Regions from separate parts of the Homo sapiens genome. Here all the other regions are linked to region 2. The links are chromatin contacts, found by Hi-C or POLR2A ChIA-PET in ENCODE. All regions are on one chromosome and are shown on one strand. The core of a region is the stretch at or near the end of the contact, and the rest is flanking DNA. Distances in the headings are between cores, read along the strand shown. Region 1 overlaps JAK1 (Janus kinase 1). Region 2 has its middle 16 kb from the start of MIR3671. Region 3 overlaps JAK1 (Janus kinase 1).

Evidence for each region. Hi-C counts contacts between places; a loop is a spot of excess contacts on that map. ChIA-PET counts read pairs that join two places held with the same protein, here RNA polymerase II (POLR2A). Pooled maps may share reads with other maps.
Region 1: a loop to region 2 is called in a pooled map, with 7 times the contacts of the local background. The contact joins two enhancer-like sites. A Hi-C loop is called at or near these places in 1 of 168 maps with a recorded cell type or tissue (Panc1), 2 of 37 single-sample maps with no recorded cell type and 11 of 50 pooled maps. POLR2A ChIA-PET finds 5 or more read pairs at or near these places in 4 of 52 experiments (CD4-positive, alpha-beta T cell, CD8-positive, alpha-beta T cell, activated naive CD4-positive, alpha-beta T cell and 1 more).
Region 3: a loop to region 2 is called in a pooled map, with 3 times the contacts of the local background. The contact joins two enhancer-like sites. A Hi-C loop is called at or near these places in 3 of 168 maps with a recorded cell type or tissue (A673, CD4-positive, alpha-beta T cell and GM12878), 4 of 37 single-sample maps with no recorded cell type and 4 of 50 pooled maps. POLR2A ChIA-PET finds 5 or more read pairs at or near these places in 1 of 52 experiments (T-cell).

Annotation. Positions count from the first base shown.
Region 1 is chr1:64,881,593-64,884,292 of GRCh38, forward strand. JAK1 (Janus kinase 1) reads right to left here. Exons shown (of 25, transcript NM_002227.4): 3 at 1,685-1,883. Among named protein-coding and RNA genes, the nearest start is that of JAK1, 84 kb to the right of the region's middle. RefSeq lists enhancers at 1,163-1,342, 1,663-1,832. Within about 2 kb of position 1,384, at least 3 of the 41 ENCODE cell types and tissues checked have a DNase peak (open chromatin) inside an H3K27ac peak, as active enhancers do.
Region 2 is chr1:65,040,173-65,042,872 of GRCh38, forward strand. It overlaps a transcript of JAK1 not described here. Among named protein-coding and RNA genes, the nearest start is that of MIR3671, 16 kb to the right of the region's middle. Within about 2 kb of position 1,424, at least 9 of the 41 ENCODE cell types and tissues checked have a DNase peak (open chromatin) inside an H3K27ac peak, as active enhancers do.
Region 3 is chr1:64,838,954-64,841,653 of GRCh38, forward strand. It overlaps JAK1 (Janus kinase 1), which reads right to left. Exons shown (of 25, transcript NM_002227.4): 18 at 2,498-2,648; 19 at 2,292-2,386; 20 at 650-842. Among named protein-coding and RNA genes, the nearest start is that of RAVER2, 95 kb to the left of the region's middle. Within about 2 kb of position 1,316, at least 3 of the 41 ENCODE cell types and tissues checked have a DNase peak (open chromatin) inside an H3K27ac peak, as active enhancers do.

The DNA of each region.
Region 1 (2,700 bases), core at 134-2,633, 160 kb before region 2:
GAAATTGATGAGTTTCTGCAATATTCTGTTGAGCCAGTTACAGAAGAGACACCACTCATTTTCTATAAGGTAGGCTAGAAACCGACACCCCAAACTGGCTGACCCTAAGCCCAGAGTTATAGGAGGTCCAGCGACTGTGTCCATCCTCAGACTCACAGGCTCTCTCCTCTCATCTCTTTCCCAGCAGCTCCTTGGTCCCTCATTAACAGCAGCCCAATGACTCTGCAACAATGACCTTTGCTTACAAACTGAGTGAGGTTTATACCTGCTGTGCTGATGGCAAGAAGCTTGGCGAAGAGAATAAACAATATAAACCAAATCTCAAGGGGAAAGGGAGAAAACAAAAAAACAAAGCCTTAAAAAAAACTTTAGAACCACTGATTTACATCTAGGTGTTCTGATAATTACAAACACACTTAAAGCTGCTGTCTAAAGATGGTTATTTGTACACATTGCGGCCTAGTCAAAATAACTTGACAATATTACTGGATTTTTCCCACTAATAATCTATACACCTCAGCCCATTTTATTCTGTGTCAGGTTTAGTCAGTAAGAGCCTACTACGCTCTTCCCCATACCATAAGCCTCTCCCCTTTTCCTGAAACTCTGGTGTGTGAAGATTTTAGGCAGAAAGACAAATATCAGAAAGAAGGTAGGTTTTCTAAACAAGCTGTACTACTAACAAGATAAGCAATTCTTAAAATAACCAACCTATCCCCTCAGAGTTGTTCTGAGGGTTAAAGGTGGGATAAGTAAAGTAGGGATCAGGCTGTACGGCATCATAAATGGCTACTTCATCATCATAAAACGAGTTGATAGAACCTTTTTAAAACAGCTTTGAGATATAATTTACATATTATAAAATTCACCAATTTTTAAGTGTACAATTCAACAGATTCTAGTGTATTTACTCAGTTGTACAACCATCATCACAATCCAAGTGGATTAGATCTGTGATTTAACTTAATTTCTATGATTTAACTTGTCATTTAAAATCAGGCAAGCAAAAACTGCCAATGTCCTCAAGTTCAAAGGATGAAAGGGACTTTGGTTTCCCACCTTCTGAGGGCAACAGGCTAACTTTAAGACAACTCTCACTTGAAAGGAGAAAAAAAAGCTTGTGTTGTTGAGAGCCTCGTCCTTTTCACAACTTGGGAACTTGACTAAGCCACAAAGCAACACTCAGCTTCTCACTTCAACTCAGCACCACGCATGGGAGGGCAGTCACGGCAGCAGAAGGAGGGGTCAAACTTTTTAGGAGAAGTTTCGAATAATTATTAAGATATTGAGATACGCTACTTGCTGAGCAGGGACTTAGTCCCAGGTGTTTTACGTAGCACCTCATCTAGTGCTGATATTATTCCAATTGTACAGATGTGGGGAAATGAGAACTGAGCCTGGATCCACAGAAGTCAAGCGTCATCCCCTGGTATCTTATAGTTCATTAGTGACGGAGCAGAAAGAAGCCACTCTGCAGATGAAGAAAGTGAAAAGCGAAACCCTCAGAATTAGAATCACTGGCCTAAGGTCACGTGCAAGTGGCAGTGGCAGAGGCAGGGAGGAACCTGACTCCAGAGTCCACAACTCTTTCTGCCCAGCAGCGCTACAAGGGGCAGAGACCCCCAGATCTTCTGAACTAGTGTGTTGGTGAAACCCCCAGCCCTGGGCAGCTGCCAGTACTCACGGCATGCCTGTGCAGCCCTGATGCACAGTTCCTCTGCTGTGTACTCTCCACTGCCCAGCCGGAGGGGCTCCCTGTCCGACAGATAGAAGATCACTTCCACCCCTGGCTCAGGGGCCTCCAGGTTCACCTCAGTCTTCTTGGAGCTCCTCATTTTAGCACAGAAAGCCATGGCATTGCAGTCCTCTTTTATATTTAGATACTGTTGTGGAAGGAAAACAAGACTATGTGGTCACTCTATGTGCTAAAAGTTCTTATGGCAAAAGGGAGTGTTCTGAAGGTAAAAAAGCAGAAACATTTGGTGTTGGTATTGGATACGTACCTCTCCCCTGCCCCTTCCCTTCCTGGAAACCAAACATGTCAGATCTCATAAGAGATGAAACCATGGAAAATAATTATGCATACTAATTAATGAATTGTAATTTATTAATTATGTATTTTTGAAAATATGGTCAGACCATATTTTCAAAAATCAGAATAATTTTAGACATGGCCTGAATTTATTTTCTCCATTTGCACCCAAGTTGTAATTGAAAAATGTAGCCCATTCTGGAACCAACAATGTTAAAGGACTGATTATTAGTTACAAATTCTGCTGCTGTTTCTACTGGAATCACATAAGCTTTGAACAGACTTATGGCAAGAATCAGCATTTTAATTTCATGTCCATCTCCCACTAAAAAGCAAGCATGGTGAGGGCATGAACCGTATCTTATCTCTCTTCACATCCCCACCTGAGACACTGCACACAAAATGATGACCAATTCATGTTCATAAGTCACATGGAAGGGCCATAACAATTAATGAATGGAGCCTGGTTCCTACCACCCCAGGAGGAGCGGCAGGACTTTGACGCAGCACCAGGAGGGCAGGAGGAGGCCTTACTTTGGAACAGTTAGAAAACCCTGGTGAAAAGTGCGTAAGTAAGTAATTCACATAAGCACCCTCCAAAGGGAGAGCACCTAGGGCCAAAGAACCAACCTCAGCAACTTAGCCTTGGGCAAGGCCAGAAAGGAGGA
Region 2 (2,700 bases), core at 174-2,673:
CCACCACACTCCAGCCTGGGCAACTAGAGCAAGACCCTGTCTCCAAAAAAAAAAAAAAGAAGTCTGAAATTGGGCCTCAAAGGGCTAACATCAAGGTGCTAGCACAGATGCTTTCCTTCTGGAGGCTCTGGAAAGAATCTGTTCCTTGACCTTTCTATCGTCTAGAGGCCACCTGCCTTCTGTGGCTCGAGGCCACTTCACTCCAGCCTGTGCTTCTGTCATCACATCTTCTCCGACTCTCCTGCTTCCCACTTGTAAGAACCCTGTGATTACCCTGACCCACCTGGGTAATCCATAGTAATCTCTCGACCTTACAATCGGGATGAGCAACCTTCATTCCATCTGCAACCAGAATTCCCTCTGGCATTTAACATAACGTGTTCTCAGGTTCCAGGGATCAGAATGTGGACCTTTATTCTACGGACCATTATTCTGTCCACAACAATCTCCCTACTCAGCCCTCACATACACACACATGCCCAGGTCCCCCTGTGCTCTGGATTTCAGGGCCTTCCCCATCCCACTCACCTACCCATAGTGGCGCTCTGGTTTTTCTGTATTCATTCAACAAACATTTATAGAACACCTATTATGTCCTAGGCATTTTGCGAGGGGCAAGGGATACCACGAAAAAAAACATAGTCCTGCTTTGAAGGACCTCACATTTCAGAGGAGCTGACAGAAAAATCATGAAACACAAGAAAACATGGCAAATATTGGGGTGGGGTAAAGGAAGCCCAGGAAGTGAAGTTTTTATATAGGACTTGGGGTCTGGGGAGGGCAGGGATATACAAAGATGTATATCATCGCTCCTGTTGCTATCACAGATCCATCATTTCAATGTAGTGGGTATCATCACGGAAAAAGAGGGCCTGCAATCTGGGCTCAGGATTTCCTGAAATGTCAAGTGCCCAAACTGATGGCAGGCAGAGCTGGACTGCTCAGAGACCACAAAGTGCAGGGACACCAGACCTCCTGAAGGCCTGGCTGTCGCACGGGTCGGAGCAGCCAGCAAGAGCTCCTTATTACCGTGGCGAGGAGACCGCGCCAAGTGGAAAAAGCTATTTACAGTGTTGAAGGGGGAAGGGCTCATCCCAGTGGGTGATTTTCTCATTTCCCCAGGCTGAACCTGACCTAAAACAAACTTTCATTTTCAAAGCTGAAAGGGGAAAACTTGCTACATACACAAAGATGGAGTTTTAGTTCCTCTGCATCTCAAATGTGGAGTCTGAGGAAAGAGCCAGTACCCCGTAAGCACTGGATGTTTTCTGTTTTAGATACTGTATCAGCCCAGGACCCTGGATATGCCTAGCGACCCACCTGTGCTCCAACCTGTGCTCTCTGTGTCGTCTCCTACCTGATGGCCTCTGTGTAACCCTTATCATAGCAAACACAGAAGCGATCATCTGATTCTGTATGTTCCTGTACACAGACATTTCACAGGAACCATGGGGCGCTAGTTTCCAGCTCTGTACTGAACTCTACTGTCTCCTTTCAGAAACACAAGCAAATACTTATACTATATATACATACAGTTGGTCCTCCCATCTGAAGATTCAACCAGCCATGGATCAAAAATATCTGGGCTGGGCACGGTGGCTCACGCCTGTAATCCCAGCACTTTGGGAGGCCAAGGTGGGTGGATCACCTGAGTTCAGGAGTTCTAGACCAGCCTGGCCAACATGGTAAAACCCCGTCTCTAGCAAAAATACAAAAAATTAGCCAGGCATGTTGGCAGATGCCTATAATCGCAGCTACTACTTGGGAGGCTGAGGCAGGAGAATCACTTGAATCCAGGAGGCGGAGGTTGCAGTGAGCAGAGATCTCACCACTGCACTCCAGCCTGGGCAAGAAGAGCAAAACTCTGTCTCAAAACAAAACAAAACAAAACAAAAAAATCTGGAAAAGAAAAACAAAACAAAAAAACCCTCAAAACAGAAAACACTATAAGAATAAAAAATAACGAATTTTAAAGCAGTACAGTATAACAACTATTTACATAGCATTTACATTGTATTAGGTATTAGAGGCAGTCTAGAGATGATTGAAAGTATACGAGAGGATGTGCATGGGGTAAATGCAAATATTATCCCGTTTATTATCAGGAACTTCAGCTTCCATAGATTTTGCTACCTGAGGGAATCCTGAACCAATCTCCCTCAGATACTGAAGGACAACTGTATATACTTTTCATTTTCTTAGTCTTAGTTATGAAAAACCAGGCACTCTTATTTAACACACACACACACACACACACACACACACAAACACACCCCAGAAATTTCTTTTTACAGTTGCTCATACACAAAAAGCATAGAGAAGACTGAATTCATGTTACATCAGGTGACTTGGTGAAATAACTGGTGTTTCATATAGGGCTTTAGAGTTGGCCGAAGGTTGTCCTGGCCACTGAATTTTCTCCTTATAACAACCTTATGGAATAGCTGTCTTTGATGCGGGTCCAGTAAGTACTAGGTACCTGTCAAATCCAGAGTCCTCTTCTGAGAGCACTGACTCAACGGGGACTTTTCATTTTTTACTATGTTTGATAAAATAACTTCTGTTCTTGGTCTACAGAGAACTAAACTGAGGATGAGTTCAACTCTCTGCTTTTCTGCTTTTAGTCCCTATCTGCTAGGTGGTCATCAGCCTCAGCCAGAACACCTCTATCGCATGGGCATCACCTCCAAGGCAAGCTCC
Region 3 (2,700 bases), core at 66-2,565, 200 kb before region 2:
GCTAACACGGTGAAACCCCGTCTCTACTAAAAATACAAAAAAATTAGCCGGGCGTGATGGCGGGCGCCTGTAGTCCCAGCTACTCGGGAGGCTGAGGCAGGAGAATGGCGTGAACCCGGGAGGCGGAGCTTGCAGTGAGCCGAGATTGCGCCACTGCAGTCCAGCCTGGGCCACAGAGCGAGACTCCGTCTCAAAAAAAAAAAAAAAAAAAAAAAAATTATCATCAGCTGTCAATTTCACTACCATGAGTAGATGCTGGCTTGCAAATAAGATACAATTATTAGTAAATATTACTTGCCACTTTGATTTAGACAACTAGAAAATGAAATACCCTGGCTAGTATTGGATCAGAACAGGAAGTGGGTGGAGGTAGAGTAGGAATCAGTTTCATAAGGCATAAGTGCAAGTGACGTGGAGAGACAGTGCTGGAACCAGCCCCTGGATGGAGGGGCCTGGGTGGCCTCCTCAGGAGCCCTGCAGCTGCTGAGGGATTTGACATATGACTTGGAAGCCTTGAGAGTGTGTGGGAACCACCAGCTAGCATGTCAGACGCCCAGGTAAGGCCACGGAGTGCCTGTTTTGCACTGGCCTTTATGACCCTAGACAGTCACCAAATCTTTAAACCGGACCCCAGCCTTGCATAACATACCGTCTTCTGTGCAGATTCCTTTGTACTTCACAATGTTCTCATGATAGAGGTTCCTTAAGATCTCGATTTCCTTTTTCAGATCAGCTATGTGGTTACCTCCACTCTCAGGCTTCAGAGATTTAACAGCCACCTGCTCCCCTGTATTGTCCCCTTCGGGGTCATACCTGCAGAGCTCAACCTTCCCAAAGTGGCCCTGGAGGGAAAGATGCATGTGCTGTTATCAGGGAAGCCCCATCGTAGGCCACGGAACACACAGAAGTCTTGCTCCTCACAGCCGTTCCCCTGAGGGCCAGGGGTTCTCGCTGTCTGGCCTTGCAGGCAGAAGCCTCTCACCTGGACTGTACTTGCTCACTACAGCCCCCTCGCTCTCTTGGCCTCACAAACTGTCCCCTCAGTTACTGAGCCAAGACAAAGTAGCAGGTGACGATGAACCAACTCATCAATCCCAATTTCTATGACCACAGGAAATGAAGGTTATTTCTGGGCCTGCAGGACAACTGCCGTTCTCTAAAAGCCCTGGGCTCACGTTACAGGACAGGCCCCACAGCATGGCTGAAAAGAGCAAATGCATGAGGAGTCTTTAGAAGACGTGAGATCAGGTTCCAGCCAAGCCACCTGACAGCGACAGTGGTGGCCAAGTCCCCAAATCGGAGCTGGCTCCTGATGCACTCGCTGCATACAGAAACTGGCCTCGGGGACGGTGGGGGGAACTAAGGATGCCATGCTTCTGACAATGCCTGGCACAGTGGCTGGCACACAGCAGATCCTGGAGATGTATCAAGTCTGTTTCATTAACCAGACTACAGAAAATCTGTATAAAGACACAAATCTCAGTAGCTTCTCTAGTCACAATTAACTGTTTGGAAACTCCCATTTAAGGTCCAAAGAAACGCTGACACTCTATTTTGGGATTCTGTGCAATAAACCTATCCCTGCTCTAAAGAGCCTTACAGGGCTGGGTATGGTGGCTTATGCCTATAATCCCAGCACTTTGGGAGGCCTCCTTGCTTGAGGCCAGGAGTCTGAGAGCAGCCTAGTCAACATAGCAAGACCCCATTTCTACAATAAAAAATAAAAAATATTAGCCAGCATGGGGGCGTGTGCCTGTAGTTCCAGCTACTCAGGAGGCTGAGGCAGGAAGATTGCTTGAGCCTGGGAAGTTGAGGCTGCAGTGAGCTATGATCACACCACTCACTCCAGCCTGGGACACAGAGCGAGACCCTGTCTCTCGGGGGCAAAAGAAAAAGAGAGAAGCTTACAGGATATATATGCCCGGGAAAGTCAGAGGCAAGGATTTTCCTATTCCACCATATCTATACCTACTCCCCCATCTCTCCCTCTTTCCATTCTCTTCTGTCCTGTAGAGAAAACTCAAGTCTCTCAAGGGAGCTGCCCAGAGTCCCGTGTGCATACACAGTCGTGCATGCAGGCAGGGACGTGCATTCCGTCCGTGCCGTGTGTCACATGGAGAAAGACACAATCCCTTGTGATGAAAGTGGCCCCCAAATGCAGTAAGGTGCTTTCGCTCATGGACCTGGCCCCAGAATGAAAAAGAATGGAGAGCAGCTGTACGTGCAGAGAGTGGCGCTGTGGATGGCGGAGGGCTCTGCCATCAGCAGCAAGCAGCACGGGTGTAACTTACCTCTCCCAAGTCACGGATCCTCTTTAGGAAGCGCTTTTCAAAATGTGTGGGGTCCACTTCAGTTGCTGGTTTTTTTTCTGAAACAATATCTGGATCTAACAGAAGAGAAAAGAAAACAGAGTGAAAGGCAGTCGATTGCCAGGGATTGCCACCCAGGCTCCTGTTTCTCCCCAAGCTGGGTTAAAGCAGCACATGGCAGGTCTTACTCTGCTCTTCAAGCTTATTAATGTCTCTCATGATGGCTCGGAAGAAAGGCCTCTGATTGGGGTCATAGTTCATGCAGCGGGTCATGAGGTCAGCCAGCTCCTTACATGATGGTGTCACTGGCCTGCACCGGCTTTCATAGAATCTCTCTTTCTGTAAACAAGAGGGGCACATGGAAGAAACCAAAGGAACCACCTACAAACTT